Regions from separate parts of the Homo sapiens genome. Here region 2 is linked to region 1. Evidence: read pairs that join two places in POLR2A ChIA-PET (ENCODE). Cell type or tissue: MCF 10A. All regions are shown on one strand. Each heading gives the region's core, and the rest is flanking DNA. Links, peaks and the distances in the headings are about the cores only.

Region 1 (6,588 bases), core at 726-5,725:
AACCTGCACATATACCCCTGAACTTGAAATAAAAGTTAAAAATTTACTAATTCAATTATTTTGCTTTTTAGAAGTCTGCTCAGATTTTCTGTTTTCTATTCATGTTTTCTAATTATTCTTGAGTGAGTTTCAGTAGTTAGTATATCTAATTTGTTGGAATACAGTTGTTTTTAGTATTTTCTTACCATTATTTTTATTTGAGTATAATCCTGTTGTGTCCTCCATTTCATTCTATCTAAAGGTTGATCAATTTTGTTGACTCAGAACAAATTTAAAGTTTCATTGATTTCCTCTAGTGTTTCTCTATTATCTACTTCACTAATTTCTGGTCTAATCTTTATTATTTCACTGCTTTTGCCTTCTTTATGTGGCATGTTTAGATAACATCCAAGCTAATTACCTTAAAAGATATCACTTTTCTTTCTAGTTGATTAAGGTGAAAGATTAAGGTATTGACTTAAATTTTTTTCTTCTTTAACATAAAGTTACAACTATAAAATTCCCTTTAAAGATTCTTTTACTTATATTCCATACGTTTTGGTATTTTGTGTTTATTTTAATTTATCTCAGACCGTTTTATAATTTCCCTTGTGATTTCATTTCCTGACTCAGTGGTTATTTAAGAGTCTATTTTTTAACTTCCACATATTTGTGAATTTTCTAAATTTCTTTGTTACTGATTTCTAATTTCCTTACACTGTACTCAGAGAACTTTCTTTGTATAAATTTATTAGGACTCGCTTTAAGGCAGGTCATTAACAAAATACCAGAATACGTAATTTATAAAAGAGCAGAAATGCATTTTCTCACAGTCCCAGAGGCTGGGTAATTGAAGATCTAGGAGCCAGCAGATTCTGTTGTATGGTGAGGATTATTCTCTACTTTTAGGACAGTGCCTTGAATGTTGCTTCCTCTGGAGTTGGAGGAATACCATGTCCTCACATGGCAGTAGGCAGAAGGGCAAAAGTGACAAACTCTCCATTAAGCCTTTTTCTAAGGGCACTTAATCCCACTCACAAGGGAGAAGTCCTCGTAGTTTAATCACCTCTTAAAAACCCACCTCTTAATACTATTACATTGGCAGCATCTACATTTAGGAGGGGTCACATTCAAACAGGTCACAGTGTAACCTGTCCTGGAGAAATTTTTGTAAGTGCTTGAGAAGAATATGTATTCTGCTGTTGTTGGGGCGTTACATGTGTATCAACAAAGATCAAAACCAAGAGTTTTATTTTTTAAACAAAGGAGGGACAGACCCAGAAAAATAATTAGATTGAATTTCAGAGAAAGGTACTTTGAAAAAAATTTTAAAAAAGAAAACATTATTAAAGGTTTGAAAGGTTTTCAGGAACAAATGTTATGAATCTTGAATGTAATCATGGTTTTTAATGACACTATCTGTTGTGCTGAGCAGGATAATATTATGTAATTAATGGAGATGATAGTTACTCTTCATACTAAAAATGTAGGTCATCTGAATGGTTATTCTGGAGGCTTCACTAGACCTTGAAACACTTTTAATAGTTTAATGGTAAAGGCACTGGAATTTCTTATTGATTGATTTGACTATGATGGGATTGCTCAGTCAATAATTCTTGGCAATACAGGGACCTACTCTGACCAGAGACTCCCTATCTGTTCCTATATAGGATATTTCATAGCCACACAGCAGAGAATCAAAGGGTATTAATCTCTCCAAATCTAACAGGAAGAAGCATACATTCTTGACTACCAGGAAGCAGACTTACTGGCCTTCAACATGAAATAAATTTTACTTATTCCTGCAAGTAGCAGGCTTGTTTCAATATAGATTTCCTTGAGCCTTCTGGTGAAACGATTTGGTGTATTCAGCTCAGTTAGAGATCACGTTGATTCTCCTGGTCCTTGGGTATTCAAATATCTATAACCCCTGGAGATGTGTTTTTTGTTTGTTTGTCACTGTTTTAAAACTTCATTATAAGCATCAGATATTCCCTATCAACATAAGAAATGTAAATATGCACCTTGTTACTGTAGCCTACCATCCAGACAAATTTCATCTGGAATCACTCATTTTTGTCCAAATCCATGTCCTTCTTGATCTGCACATATACTCTACTTGGCCCAGGCTCCTGGACTCCCTGAAGCAGTACAGCCATTTCCTTACGATGTGACGATTCACTAAGTATATCTGAAATAAATAAGGGTGTTGGTGTATAAGGTGGGAGGTGCAAGAATGTTTGGAGGAAGTTGCAAATGGAACATCTGAGCAACATAACAAGCATTATCTCATAGTAAGCTCCTTTTAAGATGTCTACTTGAAGTGCCAGTGAAATGTGACTGGCTTGCTAAAGTTAGAATAATTATTGATGTACTTATGAAAATGTGCTTATTTTTAAGGGCATGGAATATTTCCCTGAAATTTGTGTTTGTTCATCTGGGTTTTTATAGCACCCTGTAAGGTAACCTATACAAGTATATTTTGTAATACAGATTGTATGTTGTGGGTGTATTAGTCTGTTCTGGCTGCTATAACAGAACACCACAGACTGAGTGGCTTAAATGACAAAAATTAATGTTCTTACAGTTCTGCAGGAAGTTCAAGATCAAGATAATAGCAGGGTGGTTCTTAGTGAGGCCTTTCTTCTTGGCTTAAAGACAGCTGCCTTCTCTCTGTGTCCTCATAAGGCCCTTCCTCTGTGTGCTTGAGGAGAGAGAGATAGCTCTGATATCCCTTCCTCTTCTTGGAAGGACACCAGTTTTATCAGATTAAGGTTCCACCCTTCTGATACCATTTAATTTTAATTACCTCCTAAAAGTCCCTATCTCCAAGTACAACCCCACTGGGGGTTAGGGCTTCAACATAGGAATTTGGGAGACACATTTTACTCCATAGAAGTGTGTATAGATAGGAGGTTCTTTAATCACATGCCACAGTGTTTCTCAATGCCAAGGAAATATTCAGATTTGAAGAAAATTTGGTGGAAGGAATAAAACAGACATAGAGAAAGAGTAAAACCTCACCAATTTATACTAAGTGAGACACTAGCATAAGTAGGTAAATTTCTGAATTAAAATCATAAATATCGTAAAAAGTACATAGCATTAAATTAAATAATTACAGTGATATTAAAATTATACATGTACAGTGAAAGTGTTGCAAACTTGAGAGTTCTTTTGTGGTTAAAAGCTCAATTTGAGCAGAATAATAGGCTGAAAACTAGTTGATGCAGAGTCATCAGTGTGGAAAAAAATGGTTTTCAGATGACAGGAAACTGATCCTTTTATTTTTGACTACATTTTACATACTTGTTCAAGTCTAGATGAATAGGAGAACCAAAGACAGCCAGTCTTTAGTCCCCTGAATGGCCCTTGTGGTTGGATGGCTCTTGGTATTAAGCTGGTTTATAAGACTAAGATGTGAAGCTATTAAATTAATTTTTAATCAAAAAAAGTAATCCTTTTAATCAGCAAACATCCATTTTTGAAGTTGACTGGTGGATTCCCTGGACCCATCTCAATTTCCATGTAAAAATGTGCTCTGATGAAGTACTTTGCATTATGTGCTTGGCCCAACCTCTCCTTTCTGTGAGTCACTGAAATCTTGCGTCATTTTGTGCTTTGAACTGAGTCTTAGCTTTTAGGATGTTCACAGCAAACCTATAGCTACTAGTATTTAATATGGCATTTGTATGTCAGGCATTAACAAACTAGACTGTGTCCAGACTAGGAATTATTTTTAAAAATACATATAGAAAGTCTAACCTGAATTGCAGAAAGCAAAGTAGGCAGAAAATAGCTTTAGATAAAAAAGGACTAGCATTTGGAAGAAAGAATTGCTTCATAAGGCAGAACTAGGAACATGGAAATAAAGAGGAGGCAGTTTTCAGCTCAATTAAAGAAGATCTTTCCAATGTTAGAGGAGCTGTTCATTAATTTAATGAACATAAAGTGCTTCATAAAGTGAAGAGTTCCTTGTGTGGGAGGTTCTCAAGCATTGGCAAGATGACAATTTGTTAGGGGTATTTAGGAGAGACTCAGAGGATTGGAGTTTAAGTTAATGGCTTTCAAGATTCATTTCTATTTATTCTGAGTACTCACAGTGACTCAAAAAAGGCTAACATGTTACATGAAAATGGCCATAGGGAACTAATTAATCTAGACTGGTACTGAACACTGTGTGTTAAGAGACAGGAGTGAATGGTAGAGCATGAAGGACTATTTTTATGATTTAATTAATAGGTTAAATATAAAGGAGTATTTTGCAACTAACTTGAAGCTTCCAAAGAGTGATTCATCTTTACATATTTTAATATTCACTGCTCAAACTAATTCAGAAGAGATTTACAAATTTTCTGAAGAAATATATAGTAAACAAAGATTAAAATCAGTGCAGACATTCTCTAAAACTCTTCAAATTCTGAAAAGTGGACCCTGGATTAATTTATTTCAGTTGCCTCCTTTATCTGGGAATTTTTAAAAGCAGGAACATTACCTTATTTCTTTTTATATTTTTAGCACATAATAAAATGTCAGGTTTTTAATCAGTGCTCAATAAATGTTATTTGAGTTGAACTAAATTCATACAAAATCTATGTTGTTTTTATTACTGATATAATTTCTCTCACCTTACAATCCATGTGATTAGCAAAAACAATAAAATAGAATCATATATATAAACATTGCACACTTAAACAAAAATATGATAGATCATACAACTGCTAAAATTGAGGCTGACCTTTGCCAACACCATTATTAATTCTTCAGGTACTGAAAATAGCTGCAGGCTACAGAAATTAATTTACTCTGAAACACAATGGGGGGGGTTTCAAAAAAAATAAGCAAAGGAGTGATTTTAGCTTAAAAATAAGCAAATAATGGTTCCTAGGAATTAAAAAGCAAATATCTGCAAGTGGAATTTTGTTTATTACTCATTTTCTGTTAATTTATATTTGGCTGAATTGTGTTTCTTAAAATGGGCATGTGTGTTAAAATTCATTGACGTGGGATTTAGTGGTAATGTTTCTTGCTTTCATGAACTATCAAATAATTTAACTGTCCTTCCTTCAGAGCTCCTGCTGCATAAAATGTGTTTTTCTTCAGTTACCTTCACAATAGAATTTCAAGCTTGGGCATTTGCTGAATTCTCAACACCCTTAGGATGAGTTATTTGGTTGGAACATCAAAGTATATTTTCAGAAAAAATATTTTAAAAAAATCAGTGATTGTGAATATTCTTCTATTTTTCATTGTATATATTTTCATTAAAAAAACAACTTAGGCTCTTGAAACTAGATGCTATATTAAGAAAAAGGAAAACAAATCTTTCATAAAATGTGACTTAAAATAAATATCTGATCCTGAAAGCAATATAGAATATTTAAAAATAATAAATAATTTTCTATTTTCTCCATATTATTTGTTTTATTTGTGTATCTTGTTACTTTGCTTAGTGTTGTATAATCATACCTTTGTTGAACATATGTTGACTAAGATAGACTGTTAATACAGATTCTCTCTGACTGCCAGTGCTTAATTTCTGTTCAGAATGTGTCAAGAAGACTTCACATTAAGACATGTAAGAAGATATAACTGAGATAGCCAACCACTCTTTCCTTCTCAAAATAATGAGTTTTATTCTCGGGATGTAATGCATGCTTTGGGGGTGCGCAGAACTGGACAAGTCAAATATACATGGTGTTTTATATGGGAACAAATACCCTACTGCTCATTAAAAAGTGGGGAAATTGGGCAGAAATAGCCAATCTCTTCAACTGCTGCAGTTCTAATCCTCTAATCTCTGACCCTGCTTAGTACACTTTCCTCTCACTTGCTCTCGCTATGTGCTGAGTAGATTGCTGTGAAGAAGGAGGTGTTGAGGGAGTACATAATGAAAAAAATGCTACAGTATGAAAAATAAACAACTCACATATCCAATGCAACATCCTCTTCTGTAAGCTCTGCACTGCAGTGTCTGTCTTTGTGATTACATCTGGTGTTCATCATTCAGTAATCCATCTAAATCCTTGTCTTGTCTGCTGATATCCAGCCTCCTTCCTCTAGCCAGTGCCTTCTGTAAATTTTTGCTTATATTTCAATTGTTTTGAAAATAGAGGACAGAAAATGTGAATGTTCATTTTCCTCAGAGTAATATTTACTACTTAATCCTTGGTCCTCTGGACTCCATCCACAGCCTCATTTTACACTTTCTACTGAATCTCAGACTCTCATTCTACTTGATTTTTTACCAAAGCAGTAAATAAGAAACAGCTCTTATGTTTTCAAAATATTCCCTACTACAGTCTCCATCACCCTGGAATGTATGGATGTGAGAATCTGATTAATTTTCATGCACTTCTTCATTTACTAGAAAATGCATTGCACTCCAGCTTGGACTTGATCAATGAGTGCCCTCAATTAAATAAGTAACTTTCAGGCAAGGATCTGCATTCCTTTGCTGAAACCTCCAAAAACATCCTGCTATCATTGTTATGCTACTCCTCTAAGGCAGAAGGCTGACACAGGGTGAGACACAGAGATATTTAGTGGTGAAAATACATCCTCAATTGTGACACCTCTGAACTAATATCCAAAACACACAAAAAACAG
Region 2 (6,588 bases), core at 935-5,934, 99 kb after region 1:
GGTATTTGCTTCTAGTGAACTGCCAAATGGGCTCAGAACCATAGAGCGTTAACTCGCTTATGGGACAAACTTTAAATAATTTGGCATTGGGGATAAGAAGAAACGTGCAAATGAACAATCTTTTCTTTCCTCCGTATGTAGAGCTGCTTCAAGGCATGGTTTTCTCATATAGTCTGTCTTGACAAATTCTAATGGCCAAGAAGGTGGAAGAGCCAAGTAAAGCCCTTATCTTTCCAAGGCTCAGCATGAAATAGCCGTTAGCGCAGTAACACATTACCTTGTACTTCTCTTTTCAGCCTAGCCTGCCTCATGCCCTTTTCTCTTCTTTCTGCTTTACTGGGATTATACTTCACTAATCTAGTAGTATTTCTGATTCCTAATCCCAGCGTCTATTTTCTAGAGTAGTTCGTATAAAATAACATATAGACCCTGAATCTGAGAAATCATGAAATCTGGGACTTCGTCTAAACGATCTGTGGGTATAAAACATTTGTATTATGTCATGGAAGGCTATGCCTGTCCTCAATAAAATGTTTCTTAGTTCTGCCATTTCTCATCACTAGGCTTGACTAATAAAATCAAGAATCGCATATTTATTCACCAAACATTTATTGAGCACCAGTGTGTCCCATTCAGAATGCCAGATATTGCGGCACAAATGTGGAGAAGATATGGCCCCCCAAATCCAATGTTATGCCTCATATATATAATCAAGTACAAAAACAAACAACGGCACCAATTTTTACCAAAGTTGTATTTTGTTTTTAATCAAATCGAGTCTTCATTTTAATGACTGAATGCGTATTATGAAATGTATACTTTGCTGAACTCACCTTGAATTTGTTCAAACACATCTAAAATAGGTTAGAATATTTTTGTTTTTGGAAACTGAGGAGCTAGAGACTAAGAAATGTTATTACTTATCACAGGTCACACTGATGAAAAGAAGCAACACATGCAAATCTCCGACCACAAACCCACCTTCTTTCTACAGCAGCTCCTTCTTTTTTACCCTACTTATGATGTTCTCACTTAGAACTTCCGCTAAACTGTCAATTCTTAGAACACTGCACTCCCTATGTTTCAGCTACAGATAAATACACCTCACTGTTCAAAATTGAAGCAGAATGCTGTAGTGCATAAGACCATACCTCATCTTGGACATTTCAAATATCTGAGATCAAATTCTGGCTATACAGTTTTGTCAAATCCCTAACTTTTATGGATTTCAGTTCATACAACTTTATAATTATAATGATATCTTTACTCACTCCCCAAATATTAACTGACTCCCTCCTACCCCCCAGTATGTTTCCTGACACTGGGAATGCAGAATGAACAGAGCGTAACACGTTCCTGACCTCACGAAGCTATATCAAAAGGGATAAATAAATAGATAACAGTAAACTAATAAAATGTTAATGTAATTTCAGTAAAGTTATTTGTTGTCAAAGATATACAAAAAAAGGAATAAAAAATGGTTTCCAAAAGTTTAATTGTGATGAGTAAGAGTGTAGCATTGCCATTCATGAAGGTAGATAATCAAGAGGAGAAAACGGGTTTCAGGAAGGACAACTGATACTTTCTATTTTGTACGTGTTAGATATGAAGTACCTTTCTCCCATTCCTTTCAGTGGTTGCTTCTCCCCACTGCCTGAGTCAGCCGAGATTGCACTAATGCTGGGAATAACTTCCTTGATTTGTAAGTACTTTCTTTTTTCCCCCCTGTACATTCTCGTAGCACCCTCTAATTTGTCTTTCATAGCATTTCCAAATTTTAGTGTGATTATGTTTTTCATATCTGCATTTCCTAGCAAATTGAGATTCTATTGGAGGTTGGTGGGGGGCTACTCACATCTATATTATTAACATATTTATAACTGTGACAGCACTTAGTAGACATTTAAAAATATTTAATAAAGTCCAAGTGACGTTCGCCATTAGAATTCTTATAGTCAATTCGTGATCATCACAAATACCTTGGTCCATTTTTGCAGTGGCCCTCAGCTCAGTTCCAGAGTTGTTTAGTTACATTTAGAGTAAATCTTGATTATCCAATTCTGATCCTTAACATACTTTTGTGAAAATTACTTCTAAGTTGAGTTATGTGATCTGCAACAAACAGCTATCACAGTGTTTTAGCACAAGAGATGGATTCAACAAGTATTAATTGAATGAAAAAAGAAGCAAAGCAGTATGTACCTGCCTTAAACTTCCATTGGTAAGATACAGCGTACCTCATATTTTCTTTGTCCCTTCCAAACAAATCAGTATTCCTACCCCTAAGTGATTCATATAATATATCATCTTAACATCAGCTACTGGTTTAACAATTCTTTCCATAGGCTCAAAATTCAGATGATCCACTGAGGTCAAGAGACTTGCATTTTCTAGCTATGAATATACAACTTCTAAAACTTGTGCAGTGTTAATGTCAAACCAAGGACCACAGAACTCTAGAGATTCATGCATACAATCTGGAATTTAAAACTTTTTATGTGATTTTGAATGTTTATATTTCCATTTTAATAATTTCTAAAATTAGCATTGGATTTTTTTCTGGAATTAAAAAAGAGCACTGGGACAGTGCAGTGGCTCATGCCTGTAATTCCAGCACTTTGGGAAGCCAAGGTGGGAGAATCACTTGAGTTCAGGAGTTTGAGACAAGCCTGGGCAACACAGTGAGACCCTGTCTCTATACAAAAAAAAAAAAAAAAAAAAAAAAGAGACCCTGTCTCTGAAAAAAAATTAAAAATTAGCTAGGCACGGTAATATGTGCCTGTGGTCCTAGCTACTCAGGAGGCTGAGGTGGGAGGATGGTTTGAGCCTGGGAGTTCAAGGCTGCAATGAGCCATGATCGTCAGGCCACCACACTTCAGCCTGAGCCACAGAGGAGACCCTGTCTCCAAAAAAAAAAAAAAAAAGAAAGAAAGAAAAAAAAAGGCGTTGACTCAAAAGTGCCCATTTGTGATTGCATCTTGCATTTGCAATCACTGTATCACCAGTAGCCTATGGTAATTGTAGAAAGACGACAGAAAAATAACAGAAGATGGCAGACTTCATATACACCAATTGGCAAGTAAAGACTACTGAAGAAAGAGGTCACTGCTCAGGATCTGGGGTGGTGGACAGTAGCCTAAAATTATTTTTACTAAAAAGAATCTGTGCTTGTAAGCCATTTTTCTGAACAAAATCCTGATCCTTTATAAAGTTTTTGAGACTTGCAGTTCAGAGATAAGTAGTTTTTCAGCAATAGGTCTTAACATTGGTTGACCTTAGCAGAAGAAATACTGTCATATGCCTCATAACAATGTTTTGGTCAACATCGAACTACATATACGGTAGTGGTCCCATAAGATTATGTTATATTTTCACTGTACCTTTTCTATGTTCAGATACACAAATACTCACCATTGTGTTACAATTGTCTACAGTATTCAGTACAGTAACTTGCAGTACTGGTTTGTTGCCTAGGAGCAATATACTATTTCATATAACCTAGGTGTGTAGGAGGCCCTGGCATCCAGGTTTGTTTAAGTACATTTTATGTTCACACAATACCAAAATTGCCTAACGATGCATTTCTCAGAATGTTTCCCCATCCTTAAGTGAGGCATGGCTGTATGTTTATTGGAGTGAGGCTGTTGCTGCTTGGCTGGCTTTCCTGAGTGTCTGTCACTTGTTGGCCAGCTTTCAGAGGTATGTGTGGGGAAAGCTGTCAGTGATTGGTTAGAATTAGTTTATTACCAGTGCTAAGGGTTAGTTGTTGCTATGAGAACTGAACAATCAGTCATTTACAATCTTGAATTGGAGCATAAAAGCATTTCTTTTTCTCATCAGCCCTATTTTTCCTCCTAGCATCAGGGATAGGTTGTCATTGTTGTTATCAACTCTCCTTTAAGTTGATGTCCCATTTGCGGTTGATTTTCAGACTAAATGTTGATAAACAAACTTTTATTACATTATTATTATTATTACTATTATTATTAATTAGTTGTTGACTCTTCTGGCAGGGCAATGCCTACAGCCTTGAAGGCTTTGTACAAAAGATGTTTAAAAGCTGTGAGTTACCACAGTGATTCTTCACATTATAAGAAGAAACTGAAAAGTTCTTGGAACCAATGCTTCAAGATTGCCCAGGCTTAACAATGAAGAAACACCCTAGTTCCTGCCTGAGGCTATTTTACGTAGCCAGGTTACTTCTGTTTCAGTTCAGATATGAGTTGATTGTTCCCCTCTTCTAGGGTATTAGTCCAGGAACCATAAGAAGTTCAGCAAGATTATCCTATAATTATTTAAGCTAAGGAATTTTAATCAGTTTTTGTGTCCCTAGAGAAGTAGGTGTAGTAATTACTCTCTCAAACAAAGAGAGTAATTTTTGAAGAATACCTGAGTTTCCCAAATCCTGTTAATGAGATATCTTTTTTTCTCAGAGTTTTGTCCCATCAGTTAACATGTATGCCTCCAGGATGTATTTAATCTTCCAAATTATTTGTAAAGAAACACGATCTTCTCAAGGAGTGTGAGATGCATACATTTTACGTAACTTAACTATTAACTCCATAGAATAAGTTCTCATGGCCTGGAATTGGCAGTGGTGAACAAAAGAGAAAGGAGCTCAGGAGGTATAAAAAGTAAATGGAGCAATCAATGTATTTATTCTGGGTGCTATTGTAAGGACACAGTCACTATTACATTTAAACACACTGGTAGCCCCCTCTTCTAGAGCAAGGACATTGCCATGGTTTGAATGTGTCCTCTCAAAACATTAGATGTTGACAGAGTAATGATGTTGAGAGAGAGATGGGACCTTTGGGAATTGGTTGGGTCATGAAGGCTCCTCCCACTATGAATGGCATTAGAGCTTTTATGAAGTACGCTTCATGCGATGTTTGGTTGCCTTGCCCTTCTGCCTTCTCCCATGTGAGAACACATTATTCCCGCTTCTGGAGGATGCAGCCCTCACCAGACAGCTGAACCTGAAGCTGTCTTGATCTTAAACTTCCCAACCTCTAGAACTGTGAGAAAGTAAACTCCTATTCTTAGTAAATTGCCCAGTTTGTGGTATTCTGTTGTAGCAGCACAAAGTAGACTAAGACTTCATCTTTATATTTATGTTTTCTAAAAAGAACATTACTTTGATATTGCCCATCCCCAGGTTGCAAAGATTTTCTCTTTTTTTTCTTTTACTTCTATAAGTTTTATACACATAAGATTTGAATTTTGGTGTACAATCCAGTTTGAGTTTACTTTTGGGTAAGGTCTGTGGTACAGATCAATATTTATTTTCTTCATAATTTATCAGTTTTTTCCAGCACTATATGTTGAAATGGTTTTTCTTTTGTCATCATCCTCTCTTGGCACTCTTGCCAAAAATCAACTGGCCATATACTTGTGAGTCTATTTCTGAACTCTACTTCCTTCCATTGACCTGGATATCTATTCTTTCACCAATAACACAGTGTCTCAATGTCTGCAATTCTGTGTTAAAATTAAGTACTGTAAATTCTCCAGATTTATTCTTGATTTTTAAGTTTATTTCAGTTATTCTAGCTGATTTTCTGGAAAAAAATCCTGGAACTTTGATTGAGATTTTATTTAAACAATAAACAATTTGTTAAGAATCGATATATGAACAATATTTTTCAATTCAACAGCATGTTATATATCTCCATTTATTTAAGTTGTCTTTTATTGTGTTCGTTGTGGGCATATGGTTTTATTGTGTTCATTGTGGGCATCTCATAAAGAGATGTTATGTCTCATCAAATTTATTTTTAAATAATTTGTGTTTTTGGTATTTTGTAATGGAAACATCTATCTGTTTTTATAGATGGAGTCTCACTCTGCTGTCCAGGCTAGAGTGCAGTGGTGCAGGGAACTCACTGCAGCTTCGAACTCCTGTGCTCAAGTGATCCTCTTTCCTCTGCCTCCTGAGTAGCTAGGACTATAGGCACATGTCCTCACAATAATTCTCTGCTTTTTTCTTTGTAGAAATGTAGTCTTGCTATGCTGTCCATGCTGGTCTTGAACTCCTGACCTCAAGCAATCCTCCCACCTTGGCCTCCCAAAGCATTGAGATTATGGGCATGGACCACAGTGCCTGGCTGTAAATGGAATTTTCAAAATTTCTTTTCCAATTGTTTCTTGCTAGTGTATAAGTATGTAGTTAATTTTTATACATTAGTCTTTCATTCTATGACTTTGCTTTCTGAACATATTAGTTCAAGTATCTATTTTTTGGTTTCTTTGGAATTTTCAACATTCATGCCATTTGAAAATATTATTTTCTCTTCTTTCTCTCTCTCTCTCTCTTTTTCTTTCCATTTACATTTTTTATTTCTTTGAGTGAAAACTTCTGAGCGTAAAATTCTGATGGTAGATTTTGCTAGCAAATAAAAATTTTTTAATATATAAAATATTCAGATTTTTTAATATTCTGTTGATAAAATAATTTATATTTTTCAGGTAGCTTCACCATTTATCTCTAAGTTGTCAAAGTTGTTTTTAAAAAGGTGATTATAATATTCTCTTTTCTCCTTTTCAATTTCTGTAGCACCTGTAGTAAAAACCCCTTTAGCATTTCTC

What was found. Peaks named below come from ENCODE experiments on the same cell type or tissue, not always from the same donor. Only the 100,000 strongest peaks of a DNase experiment are listed, where the experiment ranks them.
Region 2: POLR2A ChIA-PET joins it to region 1 with 11 read pairs; 1 of 35 experiments calls an interaction of 5 or more read pairs at or near these places.

Annotation. Positions count from the first base shown.
Region 1 is chr5:22,904,756-22,911,343 of GRCh38, forward strand. No RefSeq gene overlaps it. Among named protein-coding and RNA genes, the nearest start is that of CDH12, 55 kb to the left of the region's middle. In MCF 10A, for the core only: no CTCF peak of the experiment used is centred there; a DNase peak (open chromatin) is centred at 3,576.
Region 2 is chr5:23,003,795-23,010,382 of GRCh38, forward strand. No RefSeq gene overlaps it. Among named protein-coding and RNA genes, the nearest start is that of CDH12, 150 kb to the left of the region's middle. In MCF 10A, for the core only: no CTCF peak of the experiment used is centred there; a DNase peak (open chromatin) is centred at 3,627.